Linked DNA regions of Mus musculus: region 2 is linked to region 1. The links are chromatin contacts, found by Hi-C or POLR2A ChIA-PET in ENCODE. All regions are on one chromosome and are shown on one strand. Each heading gives the region's core, a stretch centred on a gene start or an enhancer-like site at or near the end of the contact. The rest is flanking DNA. Distances are from core to core; before and after follow the strand shown. Region 1 holds the start of Fat1 (FAT atypical cadherin 1). Region 2 overlaps Fat1 (FAT atypical cadherin 1).

Region 1 (5,630 bases), core at 1,211-3,710:
GTCATTGGCATCCAGAACCGTGACGTCCAGAAGGCGCCAGGCAGCCCTCTGGGGTATACCGAGGTCGTACACGGTAATATTCAGGGTGTATTTGTCCATTACTTCACGGTCAAGTGGAGACAGGACTTTCAGCACTCCCGTTTCCATGTCGATGGTAAAGCAACTATCATCATTCCCTCCAGAAATAGCATAGACGAGCTTTCCATTGAAGCCAGAGTCAAGGTCAGTAGCATTCATGAAGAGTATATTGGCACCCACCGGGAGGTTCTCCTTTACCTCAATTCCAGTTGGAAGAGTAACCCCGAACTGTGGAGTATGGGTATTGACGGAGTAAGAATCAAAGAAAATATCCTCCACGTCCCCCTGACTGTGTAACTTATTCGCCTGCAGGAGTTTCTCTGCCAACATTTTGGCAACACCGGTCTCCTCGCACTGCAAGTTGACCGGCTTGCGACTGGCAGCCACCGTTAGGTTGATGTATAACGGCGTGGCAAAATTTTCTCCGTCTGTCGCTGTGATTCTCAAACTGTGAAAGGAAACCTTTGCGCCCAAGCCATCCGTGAGGGAGTGCTTTAAGGACAGCACACCGGAGCTGGGGTTTAAGCCAAACAAATCCAACTCATTTCCGGCTTCAATCTGGTACCGGACCAGCTGCAGCTCGTCGGCGTCAATGGCAGACACGGTGGTTATCTGCTCCCCCACACCTAGGTCTCGGGGAATGGTCCCCTCACAGTTTATCCTCTCAAACAGGGGTGTGTTGTCATTCAGGTTATTGAGAGTAATCGTGGCGAGGACTTCGACTTCCCGGCGGTATGGCAAGCCCCAGTCAGACGCACGGATCCTCAGCGTGTACACGCGAGGCATCAGTTCATAGTCCAGATTCTCAGAGGTACTCACGGTTCCCGTGAAGTGGTCAATGACAAACGGCACGTGATTTAAGTTTGCAATACTGTAAGTCACGTAGCCATTCTCCCCCTCGTCGGGGTCCATCGCACTCACCCTCGTGACTGCGGCACCGATAGGCGCGTTCTCATCGATGGATGCTTTGTACGAGGTCTGTGTAAACTCAGGGGGGTTGCTGTTTGTACCTAAAACTTTGACCACCACTCGGGCGGAGGCTCTTTTGTCACTTGTTGTCACCTCGAGTTCAAAATGGGATGTGTGCTGCCTTCTAATGGGTTCTAAAATGGAAATGAGACCCGTGTTGTGATTCAAACCGAATTTAGGTTTTCCAGGAGCGCTTTTAAAAACATACCTCAAATGGGAATAACTAGGAATGGCTTTGACCAGGACCACGGGTGTATGTGGAGGGGCAAACTCACTGATCTCGGCTCTGTAAACATCCATTTCAAACTTGACAGGGCCAGCTCTGAACTGTGGAGAAATGATGTGAACAACTTTCACGGGGGAAAACTGGGGAGGAGTCCCTTTGTCTTTAGCCTGCAATGTCAGGTTGTAGCCGTAAGGATGGCTGTCCCAGTCGACGGCCCCGACGGCTTTCACTTTGAATGCTTTACTCCCTGGGAAAGACCTCACTGTTTTAAACTGCTGAAGGAGGTCGCCAGCCACGATGCTCAAAGACGCTATCTCCCCGTTGGCACCCTGATCACAGTCCTCCACGGTGATGATGGCGTAGGTTGGGTCCTTGTCCAGCTCAGAGGGCGACAACGTCACCGCGGTTATGATGGGCGCGCACTCGTTGGCCTGCTCCACGTGAACTGTCAGCTTGGCCAGGCTGCTGACCCCACTGCTACCGTACAGCTTCATCCCCCGGTCCGCAGCCAGAATCTCCAGCTCATAGAGCTGGGTCTCTAGGAAATCAAGCCTGCCAGTCAAAACAACGACGCCGCTGGTCGGGTGGATAGCAAACACGTCAGTTCTGTCTTTAAAACTGTAGTAAAATTCGCCATTGGTCCCAATGTCCGCATCCGTGGCACTGACTCTTGCGATGCTGGTCCTTATGGCTGTGTTTTCCGGCAAAGAGACGCTGTAGGAGGTGGGGGAGAATAAGGGCCTTAAGTCGTTTGTATCCAGCACTTGTACCCGAACCTTCGCTCGGGCCTCAGCATCGGTGGCTTTCTCCACTGCCTTGACGATCAGCGTGTAATGGTCTCTCACTTCTCTGTTCAGGATGGCGGTATTCCCTCCTTTGGTTCTTATCCTTAGAAAGCAGAAGTCTCCGAGAACATACTCTTCCGCTTTGAACAGGTTTTCGCTGTCTCCTGAGACGATTTTGTACCTTATCTCCCACGAGGGGTCTAAGATGTAGATGCCCATCTTTCTGGGGTGGCCAACATAGGTCTTCGCTGCCGAGTTCTCGTGCACAGTGACATTGTACTGGAAGTGTGTAAACTGGATAGGAGGGGTGGGTTCAAGTCTTTGGCTGCCATCACTGTCTCCAAACTGCTGGAGGAAGAGGAGCAGAAGCAGAAGCAAGGTCAAGTGTCTCCCCATTTTTTAACTCCTGGCCACCTGTAATAGAAGAAGAAGAAAAAAAAGAGTGTCACTTGCTGGAGGGGAAAGAATAAATTGTAAATATAAGCCTTATGCATCAAGCATTCCCCACCCACACTGACTATGAGTAAGCACTTCCCAACACCAACATCAACACTCTAACAACTCTAGAAGAATGTCTGACAGCTATCTTTCTTTTGTTATTGTTTTCATGCGCATCAGCATCAGTGTACGCCTGGGAACAGGTCCTCTGCAAGAGCAACTCTCTTCTTAACCGTTGAGCCATCTCTCCAACCCTGAATTTGATTGTTAAACTTACGTCTTCAGGCCAAACACAGACATCAGTTTTTGAAAAAAGCAGACAAGGAATGCCTCCTCTCACACACCAAGAACTACATCCTCAAAATCATATAAACTTAATTTTCTGGCAGGAAAAATTCTTTTGAGACATAATTTCACGTAACCCAGGCCAGCCTCAAGCTCACTATGTAGTCAAGGATGGACTTGAACCCCTAGCCCTCTTGCCTCAGTCTCCCATTGCATGTTTCACCAAGCCTTGGAAGCTTATAACCTTGTGCTAACACAGGATTGGAAACATGCAGGGTCGCTCAGAAAAAGTCCTAAACGGTGCTCTCACAGGACCATATGTAATGATAGCTTGTAATCTGATCTCACAAATTTATCCTGGAATTATTTCTTCATAAAAATAATTAAGTTCACTCCCTACAGCACTCCCTCATTGTCTCACTTAGTACTGCAAAGCTATTTAAAGGAATTACAGTAACCATTACCGTCAAATCTGCAGTGAAGTAATTTCTAAACACCAACCTGAGCATACAGTCAAAGGTCATTTTATAACAGGAAAACCTGAATTCAGGAGCTTGACAGGCAACAGCTCTGACTACGGCAGAGAAGCAAATCTCTGAGCACTGACATTTTACCATCAGGGTTGTCAATGACCCCTTGTTCGAGGGCCTGGTATCTTCAAAACCCCTCACAACCTGTCCCAAGGGCGTCCCCAGTGAAAGGAGCTACACACGCACAGAAGCTGAAACATCAACGCATCAAGGCAAAGTAGGAAGGATGCAGAGCTGCGGGAAGGGCAGAGAGTCACTGAGGAGCAAAAGAGGGAGCACGAACAAAGGGCAGCCTTTAAACAAGTGGGAAGGTAGGTCAGGTCCACGGGGCTGAGATCGGGCCAGAGAACAGGGCTCTGTTCCCACCAGCTGTTCTTCATCACCCCAGCAAATTCATCCCTGGGGGAGGTGGAAAAAAAATTCAGTGTGCTTCCCCACCCCCCAGTGCTGACAGCACAGTGCAGAAGCTCGCCCTTTGCGGAGTAGCCCTCCGATGAATATGCACAAAACTGTAAGAGACCAGCAAGGGCGAACGAAACAGCAGACCGGAGGGCTGGCTTGACAGCCCAGCAAAATTAGCAATGGCAGCATTAATTTACAGGATCTTAACTCAGCCACTGCCAGCTTGCCCCATTAGTCATTTTATTAAGGGGGGTGGGGGGAGAAGAAAGCCGATATGCCTAAAGCAATCAGGAGCTTAATGGATACTGAATCAAGTTCAAGTTGGGCACCCAACGTGCATTGTAGCTTTCACGCCTTCTCCTCAACAGCCAAGTCGGGAAGTCATACAGATCCCTGACCTCAAAAGGGGCAGGAATGATTTAACAAACTAAGAACGTCTCCCAACGACAGCCCCTACAGAAATCTCTATTTGATCACTAGTTCTAATACTTGGGGAAATTTGAGTTTGATTAAAAAAAAATCCTGTAAGTTTAAGACAGAGAGAGAGAGAGAAAGAGAGAGAGAGAGAGAGAGAGAGAGATCCATTCAGTTCAGCTATAGGCTGTAAGGTCACACTATGGAATACCACCGTTTTCCATATGTAAGGATGAAGGAAAGCAAAAACCATAATCCAAACCCGTCTGAAGTAGGAATATGAAAGTACACATAAGGAAAACGCTCCACAGACCAGCTACAAAAACGACGCTGAGCAGGTGCTGTCCTTCTTAAAAAGCACGTTGTTTTAAGGGACAGTGTCACTGTCATCCACTTCACAATGAGCAATTTCATCAAGAGAATATTGCAAGCACTTCAATGTGTTTGCTTAGCTCTACACATGAACTATCACACGGTCATCAAAAATAAGACAGCATTCAACATACTGATGGGTAAAGTTACCTAGAGAAATGGACTAGCCAAACTAAGCTGACCCCACTTATGTTTGCCAAAGGAGGGAAGAAAGTCTCTGTGTGTGTATATACACGGATATGCTCAAAATGGAGAAAAAAATCTTGATAGATAACAGTTGAGGGAGAAGGAACAGGCAGACAGGGAGGTATATTCATTTGTCCTACACCGTATGAATTTTTAGCCGTGTGTGTTTGTGTGTGTGTGTGTGTGTGTGTATCATATGCTTGCTCTTTTAATTATAAATCCTTCAACAAATATTTAATGGTCACCTACTGTGAGGCAGGTACATCTCTAGATGCTGCGGAATTAAAAGTGAACCAAACTTTCCATATTGGAAGGAAGGAAGGAAGGAAGGAAGGAAGGACAGATGGACGGAGCACTTCCTGGTAAAGCAAACAGGCTATCAAGAGAAAAAGAGCCCACTGGATGGTGGGTAGGGGCTTCAGAGGAAATACACAGTCAGAGACTGTATCCAGGCCTGGAGGAAGAAAAACTTTTATGTGTTTCTCAAGCTTAGCACAACTGACATTTCTGGGAAGTAATGCCTGCGTTCTCTCGGACACAGTGGGATGCGGAAAAATAACTGAGAGAGGCCTGGGGCTGGAACACAGTGAGGCTGGAACACAGTGGGTCTGGAAAAGAAGCCAGTGACAAAGGCCAGGAGAGAAAGGATCATGGGGAGTCCTACCACAGACATTTCGAGAGCACTTGAAGCATTTCTGCATCAGCATCTCACATGAGCACGTTACTAAGGAGCTAGCCAGCACCTTCACACACTGGAATTTGATGTTTTATGATTAGACTGGGACTACGTCTTGAAAAGGACAATATCATCTTCCACACACCACACAAGTGACATCCGTGACCTCATCCCAACCTCAACTGAGATCCTGTCAGTTTTCTCCACAGCCAGGTCGCTCCCTGTCCTGCTTTTCTGTATGATGCTCGGTGGGAGGACGCCAATAGGTA
Region 2 (5,994 bases), core at 569-3,068, 49 kb before region 1:
ATATATATATATATATTTTATATTTATATTTTATATAAGTATGCTGTCTTCATGCACACTAGGAAAGATGTCAGATCACATTATACATAGATAGTTGTGAGTCACTACGTGGTTGCTGGGAATTGAATTCACAACTTCTTAACCTCTAAGCCATCTCTCCAGTCCCACATTTTCGTTTTCATTTTAAACCACCACAGTGGCAAGTGGGAGACAACTTCTTCTAATAAGTTAAAGCAACTGGAAATGGAATGAATTTTATTCTAAATTAGAGTCCCACTACACAAACCATATTTCCTAGAAGTGGAGAGTGTTTAAAATTCCCGCCCAGGCAGGGGTGGTACACGCCTTTAATCCCAGGGAGTCCCTTGACTCCCTCATATACCATGTTCTACACTGTGCATTTCTCATTTACCATGTTATACAGTGTGACTCCCTCATATACCATGTTCTACAGTGTGCATTTCTGCCACCTGAGTAGAAATGTATGCCCTCAGGGGTTCACCTAAAAAAAAAAAAAACAAAAACAAAACAAACAAACAAACAAAAACACCGAAACAGGCAGGGCACAGTGACATCAGTGAGATTAATCAAGACAGTAGCTCCAAAACTAACAGGACAATGTATCCTCTCTAGTCAGAAAACACTCACTCTCCCTGCATTCTCAAACCTATCTTTTTCATCTTAGCTATCTCTCTGTTCCTCTTACACACTGATACCATTTTTTTTAACCTCAAAAATAATGTCAACTATCAGAATAAAATAGCAGTAGTTAAAGACAGTGTTCTAGCTGCTAAACAAGTCTCTTCACGTCTCCATAACATAACAACATTAAAATACACATCGTCAGTTGTACTGCCTCAGGAACTCAGAAGCTACAGTCATAGGGGAAATAAATCATTATGTTTTAAGATGACATATTAAAAATACTCTACCGGCAGTGGTGGCGCATGCCTTTAATCCCAGCACTTGGGAGGCAGAGACAGGCAGATTTCTGAGTTCGAGGCCAGCCTGGTCTACAGAGTTAGTTCCAGGACAGCCAAGGCTACACAGAGAAACCCTGTCTCGAAAAACCAAAAAAGTACTCTGAGGCATCAATATAGGAGACAATAAGAAATACCATGTGTACCATGTGACTGCATGAGCATCTTCTCCATGAACACTTTAGCCTGTATATTTGAAACAGCTCTAATGAAATAAAAAATGGCCTCGGACCAAAGACATCTGTAGCAGCTGGGAAGATCACAGAGGAGGGGGGTGGGTGTGTGTGGGTGTGGGTAAGGTGGAGAGACAGGCAAGCAACGGATGCTAAAGGGGGCCTGGGGAAAGCAGAACCATTCCAACTGGCTGAGTTTTTAAACCCTTTACCAGTGAACTGGAAAGCAAGCAGGGAGTGAGTAGCATTCCCACAGCCAGCGCTGTGCTTGGCTCTGTCATGGATACAATAACTGGGTACAGAAAGGTCCTGGCCCTTGAGGACTGGAGCCAGGAAGAGAACCAAGCAACAGGGCAAGATCAGAACCAACAATGAAAAAGTCAGAGTCTTGCTTAGCTCAGACCATCAGGGGGCAGGACAACACGTCTCCCTTTTCCCATGCTGGAGACTTGGAGGGCGTCATAGGCGGAGGCAAAGGTTCAGCTCTCCCCATCAACTCTCCTATAGCTGTCATTGTGCATCTACTCTTAGAGCTTCTGTCGGAGGCTCTCAGAGCCTTGGCAGCGTGCGCTGTCTTCCTATAGGTAGTGTTCTGAGACCGGTTCTAACTGCAGTTGGCTGGGAGATCTTTGGCAGCTGTGGCCATCTGAGCAGCTATTGTTTGTCACTGCAGTACTGGTGCCGGCAGGATTAGGCTTGGAGCCAAAAATGGAATTCTATTCATAGCCTGTCAGGGCTGGAAAGGAGCTCGGAATTCACTTAACTCGAACTTTCAGAGGTCCGCAGAAAACACTAATAAAATTAATCAGACGGTCACTCTGAAGCCACACAAGGAGGGGCTGAGGTCAGTATCGCCCGCTTTTCTTCTGCTTTTACATCTGTTCTGCGAGCTGTTTCCTGGTGGAAATTAGTGGTTTCAGAACACAAGATCAGAAGGCAAATCAATTTTGCTGTGAATTAATTGTTTTTAGTATTCTATATAAGTTATGTAGGAGGGAAGGAGGCCTGGAGGGAGGGAAAGCACTCAATCAACTGTAAGGTTAATATCTAAGGTTAACATCGGCAAACTTCAACGAAAGCATCTTAAGTGCAAAATCTTACATGTACTTTAGTCACTGACGTTCAGTGACCTAGAATCGCAGAATTCTCCTTGATCCAACTGACCCTAAGGATCCCACGAAAACAGATTTGATGGGGGGAAAAATGCACCAGATAAGGCAGGAGATAAAACCTGACTTTTAAGACTTTAGAGGTAATACATTTCACCATAAAATAAAAACTAGTAATGAGAAATAGATTTTAAAAAAGTCTATAGCCCTTAAAATACACGAAGGTGACTTTCTGTTGTTGTTGTTAATGAATCCCTGCCATTGTGGCGTGAGTGGCCTTTCAGTTCCTTCCTTTCTAGAGCTATCAAATGTTACACCGGAAACCCTCGGAAGTTGTTTGCGGCTGTAACTACTTCCTATTGAACTGTGTTAGGTCTCCTTTCCAGCCACAATAAAATGCCATTTTCTTATTGCCTCATTACTCAGTAATACAAGACTCACTTACTAAAGGAGCATGCAGCTAGAATGCGATTAGGTGCCCAGTATATCTACTACCCACTGCAGTATTCTGCAGTGATTAAAGAACGCTCGGTTTGTCGATTACTAAATGTAAATATTCTATTTCCACTAAATCTGTTTGTAATCTTCTACTGAACAGTCACACCATCCCTTATATACCCGACACAGATAGCTCTTTATGAAATACTCTATTCTACATGTAAGCAAGGAAATCAGAGGCCCTTGTATATTGGTGTTCTCCTAAAAGCACAACAAATGTATAATGTAGTCCTTTTGAGTATGAACAACTCAGTCCCAGACAAGGTTACGAAAAAAAACAGGGGAGGGAGGAACCTTCCAAGAACCAAGAGCCAACCAGGGGAGCTGGCACTGCAGCTCTGGCTGTTTGTAATAAGATATACCAGCAGTACAAGGGCGAAAATATCAAATTTAGGCATCTTTTATCTTCCAGTGAGAAATGATTTATTTCTTAAAGGGGAAAAGAACTAATTAGTATTGCTACCCACTTCTAAACATCTACCAGGAACTTGTTAAATCTCAAAAAACATGCTTAATAACGCATATTCTAAGTGTTGTAATTTAAGCGCCTGGAAAGGCAACACTCAGTCTGTCTATATGCACTCTTGTTTACAGAATGGGAAAAGTTGGGTCTTTTATTTCAGAGTTTAATAATTTAAATAGCTGCTGCCCCATTTCAAGAAAAAAGAAAAAAAAATCAATACGTGAAGTATTTCCATTGTTACGTATAACACATCAGTGTCAGGGAACTGTTGCTCAACTTGTATGGACTTTAAATTGTGAATGGCTAGACACATTTTATAATACTGAAAGCTATACAAACTTGAAAGTTCCTTTTATCATTGAACTACAAACACTGAGCTAAATGACTGTGACAGACACTGGACAGACTGCCTACCTAAAAACTTCCCTGGCCTTTTATACAAAATGGTCAGTAATTCCTCCAGTACACGGTTAATGGTAGCAAGCTTAAGGAGCTAGGATCATTTAAGAGCATTGTGGTTTTTAATGTGAAAAGGGCCACAGAAACAGTATCAGACTAAAAGCAACTATGCTCTGACACAGCATTCTTTCGGATACAGAATAACCACCGCAAAACCACACTCACACATCCAAGACGCAGTACCCAGAAGCAGCAGGGAGGAAATCCATGCCTGTGGTTTGGACCCTGGGTGGTCCTGACCTCTCTGAAGTCATGTAATTATTTGTAAAGTGAGGAAAATGCAAGTCTCCCTTTGGAGACTCTGTTTGGAGTCTCTCTGCCCTTAGCACAAGGCCCCTCCCCCAGGAAGATTTAAAGGATTTAAGTGGATCAAAGTTGATTGCAAAATGCAAAGCACAAATCAGAGGAAGAAGAGTGTGGCCTGAACTCCCAAAAATGGGCAAAAATGAGGCTAAGAGACTGTAGAAGGGCTAGGAAGTCTAAGTTCACAACAGAAAGTTAAGAGTCAAGAAAGAAAAGCCAGGGGTTGCTGCTCTCTCTTGACTGCCCCCTGAAGTTCGGCTCTCAAAGACAACCAAAGTGCATCAGAAAGAACACCAGCAGCATTGGAAGAGCCTAAAGTGTTCTAAACCATTGATCCAGAGACGAACAGACTGGGTAGGACCTCAACCCAACCGGAGCAACTTTGGCTGGGGATATAGCTCAGCGGTAAGAGTGTTTGCCTAGTGTATGTGGGTCTTTGGGTTCAATCCCCATTACTGTCCCAAAGTGGGGAGGAGCAAGCCACCCTCAAATTCCAAACCCATTTTTAAATATCTCAAGGGGACAGAAATATATGATTCAGCCAATGAAGAGACTGACTTACAGTGTGCCTACTGATACAACTAACCCCACAAACCAAAGCCAGGATGCCCGCTTATGCCCATTACCCATTCCTAGTCTATTTAGCATGGCTACAAAATATAATTCTTCATATATTTCTTTCCAGAGAGGAAGAAGGACAGCAGTGAATGAAAATTAGTCAAACAGTAACCTATTTACTAGAGGAGATAAGAGCCGATAGATGAAAGGGCCAGAGGTAGGCGGGTGGATACACATCTATAGTCAAAGAATCATTTGCTGAGCCTGTCAATCACTACCCTAAAGGGATTTTTCTAAACCATTTTGCCTGGCTTACCTAGGAGAGAAAAGAAATAGAAGCAGTTGCCTCTGTGCTTGGAAATACAGGCTGCATTATTATGCAGTGTGGAGAGCCCAAAAGATGAATCTTTTACTATGTCCCACTGCTTGCTCCCTAAGTACTGGAACAAAGTCAAGGGGCAGAAAGCATGGCCAAGATAAGGTGAAATAAAGGAGCCTGGGGGTGGGCGGCTTAGATAGCATCTAGCAGCTCAGAGCAAGCACACTGGGAAGATTCCAGCTAAGGGACAGGGCAAGGGTGGGTCAGACTAACAAAAGAGTTATGAGCATCAATCAGCTCAGGGTTCGCTAGTGTACTGGCTAATTTTATGTCAATTTCACACAAGCCACAGTCATTAGAGGAGAGACAGCCTCAATCAAGAAGATACCTCTGTAAGATCGGGCTGTAGGAAATCCTGTAGGGCATTTTCTTAATTTGTGATTGATTGTGGGAAGAGCCTAGACCAATGTGGACGGAGCCAGCCCTGTCCTGGGTTCTATAAGCAACCAGGCTGAGCAAGCCATAGTGAGTAAACAGTTACCCTCCATGGGCTCTGCATCAGCTCCTGCCCTCACTGTGTTTGATGAAGAACTGTTACCTAGAACTGTTGAGTGAAATAAACCCTTGCCTTCCCAAGTTGCTTTTCGGTCCTGGTGCTTCACTGCAGCAATGGAAACCCAAACTGAGAGAGTCAGTTTGCCTGTGAAAGGCAACTGCTCTGCCATTCTCCATCCCCAGCCCCCAGAGAGGCTCCAGAGGCCAGAGCACCAATGCAGAAAAAGAAAACACTCACTTAAGACACCAGGGACGGGAATGAAGGACTACATAAAAGTGAAAGCACTCACTGGGAATCTTTCTGTGCCCTTTGAATCCTGCATTATGTGACTCAATTACTTAATGAAGTCAGGAATATAATCGAGAAGGGATGTGCCTGTGTGCAGACATCCCAAGGCCCAGTGTTGTTAGGCACAGAATGCAAGTAATTAATGGTCATTATGAAGAGCACAGTCTAGGCAGAACTTAAGGACAGATACTCTGGGTGTCCTCAATGTTATAGTTTAGAGAGACATAAAGTGAACTCTAATGTCTTTTTTTTTTTAACTAGCTCCAGAAACCCATGATACTAAATAAG

Evidence for each region. A loop is a pair of places that touch in the nucleus more often than their neighbours do. ChIA-PET counts read pairs that join two places held with the same protein, here RNA polymerase II (POLR2A).
Region 2: a map of Patski shows a loop between it and region 1 (2.2-fold over the local background). The contact joins the enhancer-like site here to the promoter of Fat1 in region 1. A Hi-C loop is called at or near these places in 15 of 37 maps with a recorded cell type or tissue (Patski, adrenal gland, gastrocnemius and 2 more). POLR2A ChIA-PET finds 5 or more read pairs at or near these places in 4 of 5 experiments (Patski and embryonic stem cell).

Annotation. Positions count from the first base shown.
Region 1 is chr8:44,947,038-44,952,667 of GRCm38, reverse strand. It overlaps Fat1 (FAT atypical cadherin 1), which reads right to left and starts at 2,460. Exons shown (of 26, transcript NM_001081286.2): 1 at 1-2,460. The coding sequence starts at 2,454.
Region 2 is chr8:44,994,620-45,000,613 of GRCm38, reverse strand. All of the region lies in intron 2 of Fat1 (FAT atypical cadherin 1), which reads right to left. Among named protein-coding and RNA genes, the nearest start is that of Fat1, 47 kb to the right of the region's middle. Within about 2 kb of position 1,818, at least 1 of the 3 ENCODE cell types and tissues checked has a DNase peak (open chromatin) inside an H3K27ac peak, as active enhancers do; it is heart, where a contact is called at or near this core.